3 separate regions of the Mus musculus genome follow, and regions 1 and 2 are each linked to region 3. The links are chromatin loops, found by intact Hi-C in ENCODE. Cell type or tissue: left cerebral cortex. All regions are shown on one strand.

Region 1 (5,000 bases), 200 kb after region 3:
GGCCACTAAGCCTTTAAAAAGATGTTCAGTAGTAGACTTGGAGCTGGTAAGGATTGACTTCTAAAAATAGAATGCAAGCCCAAGTCAAGGGTGGTATAGCCAGTTACCTTTGTGAACCTCTTAAATCCACAATAAAATATCATATTATATATTATTATATTATATATACTTATATATTAAATGTATAACAAACACATAAATATATGCATAGAGAGACAGACAGACAGAGCACACATAGAGTCGTCCTCAGGTATGTTTAAATATACAGTAGTTCATATTGGGAGTTTCCCAGATCATTCTCCCATTTGTTCACTCGATGGACTGAGATCAAACTGTTAGAATCAAGGTTACACTTTATTACAACAAAGGTAAGAGATTCAAGTCAGCATTGGGCAAGAACTGTACAGAACAGAGCAGAAGAATAAGCACGTACATGTCTTGTGAGCCCCTCCCATTTTAACCCATAGATCACACTGACAAAACTTAACTGTGTATACAGTACTGACCAACAAAGGCTGGTGCCTGAGCCGGGATAGCCCAGGTCAATCCACAGATAGCATCATTTATGAGTCTAGCTAATCTCCAGTTTCACATGCAAGTAGCTGACACAGTAAGGTCCAGATCTACCAAGTGACATAGCCAGACACTGTCTAAAAATAAAAAAAAAAAATTAAAAAAAAAAAACATGCAGACAAAACAGAGAGAAAGGAGGAGAGGAGCAGGGGAGAAAAAAATTAAATTTAAAAAAATAATTAAGCACCCAGATGTTATGAATAGCCCTGGTCCCAGACCCAGAGGAGCAGGCCAATAATCCTTGAGAGCCTGAGACAGAGTCACAAGTTCAAACCAGCCTGGGAAACTCAGGCAGAGCCTGTCTCAAAATTTAAACCTTTGACAAAGCGTGGTACATTTATATCTTGAGTCATAATCTTTACTTAACTATATATAGTTACTAAAATGCATATGTTGGGCCAGGGGTGGGGGTTGGCACACACCTTTAACTCCAGTATTTGGGAGGCAGAGGCAGGCAGATCTCTATAAGTCTGAGGCCAGCATGATCTACATAGCAAGTTCCAGGCCTGCCAGAATCTCTCGGTGACTGTCCTCTGAGACAAGCAAGCAGCTCTTGGGACTTGGATATTCCTGGTTGACATTGAAAAGACAGTGCTCTGCCTTCTTAGCCCCGCCCTGCTTGCAAAAGACCATCCCAGCCAGGCCTGTTGACTGTTTACACCCTCACAGAGGGGTGGGGGGTTTATGAAACCCTCACCTCAGTATCCAGCTGCTCCCTACTACCTTCTGATGTGGTGACAGCTCTGAATTTTCATCTTTAGACTCCCTGTGTGGTTGACTACACCAGCTGATTTTCAGATATTGAACAAGCTCCAAACACCTTAATCACACACACATGACTTAGGGCAGGGGATGGGGCGGGGGGTCGAGTGTATTGCAGAGGAGACTGGGGCAGAGGGTTCCATCTGTGTGACTCCTGGACTGGCAAGGCCTTTCAGGTGCAGTTTATTGGAGGGGAAGGAGCAGGTACCCAGGCCCAGTAAAGAAGCCCAATGAAGTCATTGGTTCCCAAGAGTGAACTGTGACGGAATTGTGGGAGTCAGTATGTCTGTTGTGACCTTTGAAGGAGGGATAGGTGTTATTTACATCCCACACTGAGAAGGGATTTTAGCAATAACCTGTCCAAAAAAAAAAATGGATATCTTGAGAGGCTAAGGAACTGACTCAGTGTGTAAGAGAACTTCCTGTGCAAACACGAAGACTTGAGTTCAAATCCTCAGTACCCAAGCAAAAGCCATGCCAGGTCTTGCCTAAAGCACCTAGGAACCCTATTGTTGCTGTGGGGAAGACAAGAGTATTGATGGGCTTTGCTGGCCTCAGCCTGGCTCCAGGTTCAGTGAGAGACTCAGGCAGAGGGTGAGAGAACAGGATGCCCTCTGGCTTCTACATGTATGTATGCACACACACACACCTCACCATCACATACATGTCAACACGCACACATGCACACACAAAGAATAAAATGCATATGGTGGCCAGGAAAAGAGTTAAGATATAATTGAGCCACATTAGTTCCAGATTCTGTAATTTATATTTGCAAATATTATATAATTCTAATTAAAACTTATTTGTGGCATTAAAACAATTAACTATTTGCCGTCCCTTTTGACTGCTGAGCAGTCAAAAGACGTGCTTCGCCTTCTTGCTCCAGTTCTTGTACAATGGCTGAGTCTCTTTCCGTGCTTTGTTTACTACAGTGTAATTCACACTTCTCTGCTTTTCTTGGCAATGTCAGTATTGAAATTCGCCCCAGTATAATGGCCCAGTGTTCCTATTCATAAAGATCTGATGTGCTTTTCAGAGGAGATGCCTACGTGGTTTCTGTCAGTCATGAGTTATGTATACCGCTGTTGGTCAGGTTCAAAGTGAACGAATTAACAATGTTTATTGGTGGCTCTCAACAGAAATTTGCATAAATTAAGGTTATCTGGCTGTGATCACCAGCTTAGTGTTACTTTTAAAAGACAACGTCCCAAACACTTGACTTATCAAATGAGGACACAAGAGCCAGATGCTGTGGTGAAAGCCTGCTAGCTCAGAGAGGCAGAGAAAGGCCCCAGCTGGGCTTCCCACTCCACCAACGTCCCTGAAGAAATTCCTTCATGCCGTCTAAAATACCCTTCAACTCAGTGTCTCTCCTCTTGACTTCCTGAGTTTTCTTATGGTCACTCCCTGTCACCCGGCTGCTTGCTTCACCTCTTGCCCAAGGGTTGACTTTATTTAATCCTGTTTGCAGAAAGTTCTTGGATTAAAGCTGTGTGCTAGGGCTGAGCCACACCATAACAATAACCAGGTTTTTCCAGTTCACAATCGTGGGGTTCACAATGTGATCAAATCCCGCAGCATCACAGGACCCTCTCTATCCCTGACCTTCCCCAGGAGCAATGATCGTACTCATTGTCATTCTCCATCACACAGACATAGAACTCCGAAAGTAATGAGATAGAAATATACTTGACAGGCAAGTGCTCTGCCACTCAGCTCTATCCGCAGCCTTTGTATATGTATAGACACTATAGAAGGATATATATCATATGAACAGCAGTCGCCTTTGATATGAATGAGGCTCGTTTTAACCCCTTTACACTTTTTTCAGACTTTCAGTAGCAAGGGCAACAAGTGTGATTTATAGAATGGTTTTATGTAAGACCCTGAGAATACAGCATGCCAATTCAAGGCCTTAGCATCATTCAAGACAAAAGGTAGTGGACAAATCAGAGCTGAAGTCTTTAATGGCCCAGTGGTACCACTGACCAGAAGCAAGACCCCAGAACATGAGGACTGGGACTCGACATTTGGAAGAATGAGTGGGAGCCAATACAGAAAAGGCTGTGGTTCTCACTCTTAAAAAAGAAACACTGGCAAGGCATGGTGGCTCATGCCAGTAGTCCCAACTGGGAGTGAGGGGATGAGGCAGGAGGATTGCAACGACTTTGAGGTCATCCTGGGCTCCAGAAGACCCAGGGAACCTGACCCATTTTTTTTAACCTCCAAGAGCACCAGGCATGAAGATGATAGGCATATGCACATGCAGGCAAAATACTCATAAACATAAAATAAAATAAATAAAAATAAAAAGCAATAATATCAAAACCCTTCAGTTTCTTCATTATCAAAGGCAAAGAAGAGGAAATTCTTGTTGGCTGGACCCCTTTTCAGGCATACACAACCTTTACTTTATTATATATACTTTAATTATTATATTACCTTAATCAGAGAGCCATGATTTCCCGCCGCACACTCCCAACAAGATCAGGCCTCGTGATGTTCCCTCATGGGAGAGAGTGGGAAGGTCACCTAAGATTCCCAGCCTGCCTGTCCCCATTTCCAGATAGCAATAATTCTGCCCCCGCTGCAGAGTGGACTCAGAAGGTGCTAAAGTATGTAGAAACAAGGCTAACGGAAGGGTACTCCATCTATGCAGTGATGAGAACACCACCCATCACACACCCTGACTTCAGTGGCGTAACTTTTGGGGGGTCACCTGTGTATCCGTAAGCCCATAAACTGCTTGGTTCACCAATTTAGACATGGGTGGAATCATTGCTTTGCTCTGTCACCAGTGCCCAGTCTGGATTAAGCGCACACAGGAAAGTTAACGCAAGTCAGCTCATCAAGCCAGCTCATCGACAAATGAAGCTTGTTGGCCATCTGGGAGCTGAGAGGGATCAAGAATGCCTGGTTTGTTCCCACATTGGTAATGAAGCTGCCATGGACCACACCATCACCCCGCCCCTCACCACGATGCAGTGGGCCAGTAAATGTATTGTTTGAAAAATCGATGCGCAGAGCAGTTTTGTTTTGTTTTTAGGGGGTGGGCGCCTGCAGTCCGGTGACAGTCTCACCCCAATCTCCCTTTGGGGAATCTGTGTTGTCAACACTCCACCTCACATTACTCACAGGCTGCAGCAGCTGTGGCAGCATTTTTTTTTTTTTTTCATTGTTGGTTAGTTTTCTCCCTCCCTCCTCCCCTCCAGCCTCCTATTTATGCCAATTCTTCTTTTGTGAGAGATCCCTCGGGGCTTCATTAATTACTCAATCCAGCCCATGGGTCACCACAGCTGCTTCAGGGGCAGAGTGCGGTCCTACAGCAGAGACCCAGGAAGGCCATTGGAATGTGGCGCGGGAGAGGGCGCCCACTACTGGCAGCTCGAGCAAACTGCACACAACCTGCTAAGCAGCAGTTCTCCTGAGCCCTGTAAAGAACCCATGGCTGTCCTTGGCTTTTCCACAAGGTCCTTAACTCGAGTGTTAAAAACACTTAGCACCGGTGGACTCCAGAACATGAAGGCTAATCCAACGGAAACCCTTAGAAAAAAAAAAATCAGACAAATCTTGAGGTCAGATGCAACGGAGTTACCGTATACAGTGACTCCAAAAACCAGAGGAATTAATTTTCTGATAGAATGCCACTGGATTTTAGTAAG
Region 2 (5,000 bases), 100 kb before region 3:
GAGGTTTTTGATGTATTGTCAGATCAAATGAAACTCCATTTTTCTCATATTCCAAAAGGCAGAAGGAAGAAATGGCTGACTGTGGTGTCCATTAGCAGACCAAAGTCTATGCTGGCCTCCAGGCTCCCTCAGAATCACAAGTACTCAGGACACATACGAAGTCCGTGCTGGCCGACATCCTGGCTCTTCTCACCTCCTCCCCTCCCCTCTCCTCTCCAGCTCACCAGCTCACAGGCTTATGTCCCCAGCTATTCATTCTCCTGCTATTTCTTCACATCACTCTCTGGTCTTCAGCACTTTCCCTTTCTCTCTCTTTCTCTATGCTCCTTCCCATCTCTATCTGCTCTGGTCCTGCTTCCCTCCTAGTCAGCTCCAGTCTGCCATCCATGTGCAGTCTATTACTTTCTCTCTCGGCTCTGGACAATGCCATGCTCTCATGTCTACAATAAAACCACACCATGGAGTGGTCATGTCATCAGTTTATACAGTTATAAACAATGCCTTAATATTTTACAAAACCTTATTTTTTCCTGACACTCTTTTTTAAAAGAGTTCTAAAAGTGGAACTTTTGAATCAGATTTGTCTTAGTTAGGGTTTCATTGCTGTAAAGAGACACCATAACCAAGGTAACTCTTATAAAGTCAGCTGATTGGGGCAGGGTTACAGTTTCAGAGTTTAGTCCTTTATCGTGGTGGGAATCATGGCAGCATGGAGGAAGACGGGGTGTTGGAGGAGCTGAGAGTTCTACATCTTGATCCAAAGGCAGCCAGGGGACTGGGTTCCACACTGGGCAGAGCTTGAGCATATGAGACCTCAAAACCCACCTCCACAACAACACAAGTCCTCCAACAAGGCCACACCCACTTCAGCAAGGCCACACCCACTTCAACAAGGCTACATCTCCTAATGGGCCAAGCATTCAAACACATGAATCTATGGGGACCATACCTATTCAAACCTCCGCAAGATTATGTAAACATTTTAAAGTATCCTGCTATTTTTCAGAAGCCTCCTACTAATTACTGCTATTCTTAATAGGCCGTGGGAGTTCCTACTGTTGCACTCACTGGTGAATTACTATTTGAAGACAAAGGCTACTGATAAAACAACACATCACTGTTTTTATGTACATTTCATGTATTCTGTAGATTTGATGTAAAATTCTAAAAGAAGGGAGCTGTAGAGATGGCTCACTAGTTAGGGGAGTATATGCTCTTGCAGACAACCCAAGTTTGATTTGCAGTACTGAGGCTGGGTGGCTCACAACTGCCTATAAGTACAGCCTCAAAAGGCATGTTTGTGTAGATGCTTGTGTGCATGCACGCACGCGCGCACACACACACATTCACACACACTCACAGATTCAAAATAAAAATCAATCAGCTCAGCAGTTAAGAGGACCTAGGTTCAATTCCCAGCACCTCCATGGCAACTTGCAGCTGTCTGTAACCCTAGTTCCAGGGGATCTGATACCATCTCACAGACATATATGTAGGCAGAACACCAAAATAAACAAACAAACAAGCTGGACAGTGGTGGCACACACTTTAATCTCAGAACTCTGGAGGCAGAGGCATGTGGATCTCTGTGAGTTCTAGGCCACCTTGATCTACAGAGTGAGTTCACAGCCAGGGCTACACAGAAAAACCCTGCCTTGGAAAACCAAAACGAAAAAAGCAAATGAATAAACAAACAAATAAAATAAATTATTTAAAGTCTCTAAAGAAAAATACAAACAAAATTGTCTAACAAATATTAATTCAGAGTGACGGAAGATAGATCAGCAGGGGACTGGGCACTAGGGACAGGCAAAGACAAAAAGCCAGAGTTTGTGATTACTACTTGTGTTTTGTAGTTTTTTGTTTTGTTTTGTTTTGTTTTGAGACATGGTCTAACGTAGCTGCCATTGACCTTGAATTATGTCTTCCCAAATCCTAGTATGACAGCAGAGCACTACCACACTTAGTTAATTGTTTTACTTGGATCTTACACAGCGTTCTTTGGATTTAGGTGAGTATTTCACATCTAAAGACAGCCTTCCTTTAAAATCATCCAGATTTCTTAATTTTTTTTCTCTGATATATGGTAGGATGCATTTACTTGTACAAGATATTTTATTTATTTATGTCTGTTTTCTTGGTGCTGGAGATCTGGTGCTAGAGCGAACTGCAGCTCTAGCCATGTGCATGTTAATTTAAAGGAAAAGGATGCAACACTCCCACGCATCTCTAAAGTACAGTACATTTTTAATCATTATTTTGCAAGACGCAGGAAGAATCCAAATTAGAAAGTGAACGGTTTGCAAAACACAGGAAATATCCAAATTAGAAAGTGAAATGACGTCAGAGCCAAGGCTTCAGAGCTAGTATCAAGCTGGCCTTGCACATCTGTTCTGATGTTTAAGTTACTCAGAGCGGTTTAAAGAGTGGAGATGAACGACTTTTTCAACAAAAACTCTAGGAACCGCTGTTTACAAGGAGCACACAGTAGACAACACCTTCCTTAACTTTCTTGCCCTTCTTCATTACTACAGACACAGGAAACCAAGAGGCTATAGAGGCAGGAATGAGCTCACGCTGACATGACGTCACGAGCACTTGACGTCAGAAGGCGGTTGCCACGGGGACCGTTCGCCACCGACGGCAGAGTCGTGAAACTCCATCACCACACGACTCGGTTTTGGCCTCCGCGGGGTTGAAGCTGCTAGAGACGCTTCAACCTTAAGGGGGCCTCAGGGAGAGAGGAGTGGCGCCGCGGCGGAGCGCTCCCTCTCCGCGGCTGTGGGGATTCCTGCCGCGGCCTGGGCGGCGGCGGCCGCTCCGCGTCTCCTCGTCGCTGCAGCGCGCGGGGCGGATCCGCCATATTGGAGCCGGGGCTGCAGGTTCCGTGCGGCGGCGGCGGCGAGAGGCGGGCCTGGCAGCGGGGCCCGCGCGGCAGCGGCGGACGCGGGGGAACGCATGAGCCGCCGCGGCTAGCCTCTTCCCCGCCCACCGCCTGCGCTGGGTCGTCGGGACCCGGCCGGGAGGGGCCGCGGCGGCCGCAGGATGTTCTCTAAGAAGCCGCACGGGGACGTGAAGAAGTCCACCCAGAAGGTGCTGGACACCAAGAAGGACGCGCTGACCCGCCTCAAGCACCTGCGCATCGTCATCGGTGAGGGGAGCCGCGACCCCGGGGCGCCGCCGCGGCGGCCTTGCTGCCCCCGGCCTGTCACCCCGCGAGCTCCGGGCTTCGCCCTCGCGACCTGGCGCGGTCGGGAGTGAGGGCCGGCGGCGCCTCTGCCCACGCGCGGGCGGGCGGCGAGGGAAGGGGACAGCTTGGCAGTTGGTACAAATCAGTCAGCACCAGCACGGAGAGACCCACGTTGGAGTTCCTGGTCTGATTGTTTAAAAAAAAAAAAATGACAGTCAGGCCAGAAACTTAAGTCCTTGATGAGACTTCAGGGACACTTGGCGTTGTGGGTAATGGTGTTTAGAGGGTGTGCTTGCCATCTGACTACTGCCATCCCCACCCGAGTGCAAAGCAAAGCAAAGCAAAGCGCTGGCTCGGCCAGTGGAACCCGTAGTCTTTCAAGTTTTTTTGGCAGGTGAGGGCCCTGGAGGAAGCAGTTGCACCTCTTTGGGAAGTGGGTGGTTCCTGAAGCTTGGGGAAAGAACCCCGCCCTATACACCCTGTTCTTCATTTGCTGTCCTTTAGGAAGAAAACTAATTATAGAGAAGAAGGTTCTCGTGAACGATACAGAATTAAGTTTTCATTAAAAATTTCTTACTCTCTGCCGTCTCATCAACTTTAGTGTCTCTGAAGACCGAAGCAAGCTAGATTTGGGATAAAGTGTTAAGCGAGGATTTTTGGATACTTGGTCATAGACAACTTGGATTTTTTTTTTTTTTTAAATGAAGAAATTTTGAGGTAAAAAGGAAAGTTGACCAGGGCTTAGACATATAGAATGACAATAGGATAGCTGAGGTTAGATCTCAGATGTCTGAATTCTAATTCAGAGTTTATCATCTCAAGCTGTCCTCCTAATTTCTGTCTGTTTTGGAAAGTGACTTATATGTTTAGTGGTGTGTCCTCTGTTTCATGGATGGATTTCTCTACTGTGTTGTGACTAATACCACCAATGATACCCAACATTTGTGTGGTGTTTTGCTGTCTACAAAGGGTCTCACATGAATTAGTATAATCCAACATGACCATCTGTCTAGAAATAGAGATATTATTTGCCATTTTAAAAAATATATAAACAAAAAAGTTGAAGATGGATGGAGCTGGTGGAGACTAACGACCACAACGAAGCCTAGATTTTCTGTCTCTGATTTGTTTTTCAGCCTTCCTACATGTCTGACAGCTAGTCTTAGTTATCACAAGTACTTATACCTGTGGTATAGTGAGAAAGCAATTAAATCCATCTTATGTAAACCATTTAAATATGGTAGAGGTTTTTAACATTTCCATTTTGGAGTTAAGTCATTGAAGATTTGCGTGAAAAGATATGCTGAGACACGCAAAGTCATCGGCACGTAAATGTATTACAAAATAACGGCCGTTTGAAAGTGGACACTTGGTGCAATCTGACTCTCACTTGAGACAAGCTGTAGATTGCATAAATGCAGTTGTAACTATAAAGCTGAGTTACAGCAGGGTATTGAGAGTTCCTAAATTACCTGCCACAGCATAGAGGGTTTTGTGGTTGTGTGTATGTGTGTAGTGTGTGCATGTGTGTTTCCTAACTTGGGAAACATCAGATGTATTACTACCACACATGTTGGATATTTTGTAGGACCTGGCTTCCTCAGTTCGAAAATGGAATACTTAAGAAAGCAAAAAAACCTTTTGCTTTCATAATTTAAGGAGTCTTTTAAGAATGAAATCACCAGGAATGTCTTACCTTTCACAACTTTCTTATGTACCTGTGCCCTGTGAGAAGCCCACACTCAAGTGTAGAACCACAGTGCTTAACCAAACACATTGTGCCAAAAGCAGTTATCATGTCTGGAAACAC
Region 3 (5,000 bases):
ATGTCTTGTTCCTGCCTAGTAGAGGAGACTTTCTAAGATATCTTCAGTAGATGCTTAGATCAGCTTTCTGTGTTAAGATCTATTTTTCTTCCCTGCTTATAACCTATTTGAATAGGAAAAACTAACAAGTTTGAATTGCTTGATTTATTGGCACAGCTCTATCTTAAACTGCACTTCCAAATGTTTCATCATCTCACTGTTTGTATGCATGTTAACATCTTAAATGTATTTTGGCCATTTTCTAATTCATTGACACCACATGCCTTGGGTCCATCTTTTTTTTTAAAGTCAGTTATATATTTTTTAGTTGGTTTTCTTTAATTGAACTTGCAAAAACTTCCTGAATTTTTTATTGGAAAGCATATGCTTAGGCTGTGGGTGAAACAGTTTCTTGTATTTATATAGTTTCCACTCTGTATAATTTTTTGTTTTCTTACAGATATTGATGATGCTCAAATCCTTCCCCGCTCAACCAGAGTCAGACATTTTTCACAGAGTGAAGACACTGGAAATGAAGTTTTTGGTGCTTTGCATGAGGAACAGCCACTGCCTCGAAGTAGCAGCACTTCTGACATCTTGGAACCATTCACTGTTGAGCGAGCCAAAGGTGCAGTTCCTGTCGTTGACAGTTCATCCCGTCATGCTCCAAGCTTGCAGAGTTCCACAGAGGCTTCGTCAATAACTAGATCCACTGAGAGCCACCTCACTGATACTCATAGTAGAGAGTCTTCTCTGGAAGTTGGTGATAGCATATATGACCATCTTTGCCATTTGATAGGTCCAGTAGAACTTGCAGATGCAGCTTTGGATCAAATCCAGTACATTGACCTTGAAGGAGACGATGACCTTCTTTCTTCTCTGAAAGAATACTTTAAGGAAAACCAGGAAAGTCGTAGTAAAAGTGAGCTAGGGAAAGATACAGCTTCCCAGGAAGTGCTTATTGACGTAACTAGAGAGGAAATACCATCTTTCCATAAAGTAGAGTACACAGGTCAGGAAGTAAAACCAGAAAATCTCATGTCTTTTGTTGGGACTTCTGAAAATACACCATTTCAAAAAGAACCAAGCTCAGCTGTCTTCACAAGTACTCTTGCACCTAACCATTCAGATAGCTATCCAAGATCACAAACTGCTGAAAAGGCTAAGCAACTAAGTCTTGATGAACACTCATCGGATCCTAGCTCAGATAGCCTATGTGATAAAGAAAAAAAGAAACATCTGTGTAGACAAACAGCCACAGAAGTAGATGCCTGTGTAGATATGACAGTAGCTGAAAAGCTTAAGAGTGTACAGGTTAATGAAAAAATCACGCCATACTTAATGCATGCCAAGAAAACTGCATTAAAAACACCGGTAAGCCGCAGAATGCCTCATGTTTCAAACACTAGCAAGCTTTCTCCAACTAAGAGGAGCTTGTCTGAAACAGTAACTCATAGGGCCAAAATCATGAAAATTGCCGCTAAGAAACGAAATAGTGTTCATGTTACTTTTAGACCATCTACCGAGTCTGTCCAATTTTATAATCCTCTGGAAAACAAAGAGGCTCCATGGAAGATGAGACTACGGAAGCTCAGTGGCTTTAGCAGTAATAGCAGTAGCACCACCAGCAACACACAGACCAGCTCAACTAGTGGTACAGACCTTGTAAAGCCTGGTGTGTACAGACCTCTAGATACAATCGGTGCAGCATCAGTTAGCAGAGCAGTGAGGGAATCCACAGAGATCCCCACAGCCACATCACAGAAAGAAGGAATGGCAAGTAACCAGGCAGGTAGTCGCAGTACTCTCAGGTCATCGAGTCAGGAGACAGGACCACAGCAGGGCTCCCTGGGTGGCGTTTATAAAACTGTTGTCCATGCTCTTTCGAAGCCGAAGGCAAATGTTTCCCCACAGAGGCAGAACAGAATGCCACCCGAGGCTCCACTGAGGGATCTGTACAGTCATGTAATGGGCTATTTTGGAAGGAAAGCTGCAGGTGAGCACTAACTGTGCAGAGCGCAAAAGGAGAAAGACAGCACCAGTTTGGCTTAATGCAGCTGAAGCAAGCTATAAGCAATGGAAAAGCTTTGGGATGGTCACTGCTTTCTCTCCGTTTGGTTCTGCATGCGCCTTTCCCCAGCTCTATTTCCCCAGCATACATATTTATTTAAATTACTAATTTTCCTTTTGAGGCATTTAGTTAAACCTCTTTGCTGCTGAACAATAAAATAGAAAGGGGAAGTTAAGAGGGGAAAATGTAATGACCTTTCAAAGGTCAGGTATTTTTCTGAGTATGTACCACCAGTCTTGAAGTTCACTAAGGAGTTGGCCGTACTTTTTCTTGCCCCCACTACTTTATGTCTATAAGGGCATCATCTTTATCTAATTGAATTTGCAAATTCTTACTGATAACTTTGTTGGTTTCCTTGGTAGACAGTTACTTTGACATCAAATATTAACAGAAATCAGACTCCTACAACCAGCACCAACATTATACTTAACTATAATTGAAGAGGAAATTCTTTATTTAATTGCAAAGATGATTTAGCCACTTTCCATTTAAGGCATTTCTGAAAAAAAGCTGTAGGCTTTTAGTTTTGAATCTAGAGATTTAAATTTTTATTGTGAGATCTTAAATGTGCATTAAGGTTTCATGATTTACTGATTATTTCAGTATGAAACCTAAATGTACATGTTAGCAAAAGGAAGCAAGATTGTAGTAACCATTTTATCTTGTTCCAAAATGGAAACAACTTTATTGATACAGAAACAGAACTTTCAGCAGTAAGGTAGGTTTTGATTTCATTTGTTTTAACATGGTTTTGTTAGCATGATTAACAATGCTGTATAATGCATCTTGCATTGAGCCATTAATGCCACTTGAGGGCAGTATATTACAGCTTAGCAAAGCCTGGCCAGTGATATAAAGATAATGGTATTTAACAGTCTGAAATACTTGGTGATCCAGTAGAAAGAGAAACAGCGCTAGTTTTATTCTACAGAGAAACAATTTTTTTCAGCAGTATAATGGTGACATAAATGTATGGTCCACAAGGTAGTTTACCAAGTGAAAGCAATCTTGTTACTATAAAATTACATTTCAGTGGGAATGTTAGACAAATCAAACAACTATTTTGGTTTTATTTGTTCTTAATTCTCGTGAAAATTGAACCTTTTTTTCTCCAAGCATTGACGTTAGATTTTAGACTAACTCTAAAAAAAGAAAAAAAAAATTATGTCAAATCATGAGATTTTTATTTACATCCATACTGAAGTATGTTTATGTCGTACTGAGATTTGCATGAATTGAAAGGATATATTCCTCACAATTATTCTCTGGGGAAAGAGGGAGCTTGTTAATTCTTAAGACTCTAAAGCAGCATAGAATAGGAAGAAAAATATACCAGTTTCTTTATAGGCAATATTAACCTGACTTCAACTAGTGCTTACCTCTAGCTTTCTTGCTGTTTAAGGTCATACTGAAGATTGACTAACATCTGCTTAGTTAAATAAAGTAAATACAATTTACTAATTCTTAAAAATTAAATCTGAAAGGAGGGAAATTATTCATTAGTGCATGTTTGGCAAATACTTGATATGGCAGAGGTACTTTATTTTGGATTACTTTTGTTTCAAATTTAGAAAATACAATTAAGTTGTTGCCCACTATATGTAGTTCTTTTTTGCTTCTAGTAAATAAAGAGGACACGAGCCCCAAACTGCCTCCTCTTAATAGTGAGACTGGTGGCAACAGCGCCAATGTTCCTGACCTGATGGATGAGTTTATCGCAGAGCGACTTCGAAGTGGCAATGCCTCGGTGAGCTCAAACTTAAAAAGTAGAAAACTAAAGGATGAGTATGATGTATATGTGGAGGTTTTTATTCCAATCTTCATTTTTTCCTGAAACTTAACTCTGACTTGTAAAGTTCTTAAAACATTTTAACATTGCTTATTTGGTATGTGTGTATGTGAAGGTGCATGTGTGCCACTGCATGCATGTAGAGGTCACATTAAGGAAGTGAGTTCTCTGCCTTTACCTGTCCATCAGCCTTCACAATCAGCACCTTCCCCTAACTATTGTTAGCTCTTAAAACATTTCAAAGCTGGACTTAGTGGTACACACTTCTACCTAGCTGCTCAGGAGGCTAAGGCAGGAGGATAGCTAGTTCAAGGCCTTGCCTGAGGTGCAATGTAATTTCAAGCCAACCTGTATAACTTAGTGTGACCCAGTCTTATAAAAAGTAGAAAGCAAGTTGACTATATTTCAGTGATAGAGCACTTGCCTGTCTACAAGTCCTTAGGTCAAATCTCCAGTGCGTGTGTGTGTGTAAAAATTTTAAAACTTTTTTTTTTTATTAAAAGGTATAAAACATTGAGACTTGTAGCTTTAACTGAAGAGATACTGTAATATCTATTAAAAGCTGTAAGCCATCACCTTCCCAGTGTAGTTCCCTTACTCTCTTTCCTAGGTTGGTACCACTTGCTAAATGTCAGTAGGAAAGAACATTGGAAGGCACTTGGCCCAACTCCCATAGTTTGAAAGCTTAAACAATTCAGATAACTCTGGAATCAGTGTTAAACTGTGCCTTTTACCTTAAATAGTAAATACCAGATGAAAAAAGAAGCTAATGAGCCTCTAGTCCTTAGGTGCAGAATTGCTGTTTAGAGGCTGTCATTCCCCATTTGGGTTTTAACTTGTCTATCACTATCTATTACTTTTCCTTTTATTTCCTTTTCTTTGAGGAACAATTATTTTAAAATCATAAAATGACATCTTTGCTGTCTTTGTATTTATTTTCTCATCTGTTTGCTTCATTGTTCCATTGTAAACTCTATTTTTCTTCTGATCACGAGCTTTAGACCCAGCACTGCCTCACCTGATATGTGGGTTTTTACTTTAAATAGAACTTCAATAGCTTAGGTGTCAGAGCCGTGTCATTACATGCTATTTAGATACTTCAGTAAGCATGTTTTTTCCTTTCCAACTGTGGTCCTAACTATCAGAATTTACTCTGAGGAT

The links. A loop is a pair of places that touch in the nucleus more often than their neighbours do. Peaks named below come from ENCODE experiments on the same cell type or tissue, not always from the same donor. Only the 100,000 strongest peaks of a DNase experiment are listed, where the experiment ranks them.
Region 1: a loop joins it to region 3, with 2.7 times the contacts of the local background. A loop is called at or near these places in 10 of 42 quality-filtered maps.
Region 2: a loop joins it to region 3, with 2.5 times the contacts of the local background. A loop is called at or near these places in 9 of 42 quality-filtered maps.

Annotation. Positions count from the first base shown.
Region 1 is chr12:55,517,859-55,522,858 of GRCm38, reverse strand. No RefSeq gene overlaps it. Among named protein-coding and RNA genes, the nearest start is that of Gm36634, 27 kb to the right of the region's middle. In left cerebral cortex, a CTCF peak has its summit at 4,714 (motif pointing left); DNase peaks (open chromatin) are centred at 2,617 and 4,678.
Region 2 is chr12:55,818,813-55,823,812 of GRCm38, reverse strand. Ralgapa1 (Ral GTPase activating protein, alpha subunit 1) reads left to right here and starts at 2,646. Exons shown (of 42, transcript NM_001368814.1): 1 at 2,646-3,151. The coding sequence starts at 3,046. In left cerebral cortex, CTCF peaks have their summits at 2,512 and 2,726; DNase peaks (open chromatin) are centred at 2,619 and 3,509; H3K4me3 peaks cover 2,656 bases; H3K27ac peaks cover 1,815 bases.
Region 3 is chr12:55,718,381-55,723,380 of GRCm38, reverse strand. Ralgapa1 (Ral GTPase activating protein, alpha subunit 1) reads left to right here. Exons shown (of 42, transcript NM_001368814.1): 18 at 440-1,975; 19 at 3,673-3,797. Among named protein-coding and RNA genes, the nearest start is that of Ralgapa1, 100 kb to the left of the region's middle. In left cerebral cortex, a CTCF peak has its summit at 2,861 (motif pointing right); a DNase peak (open chromatin) is centred at 2,872.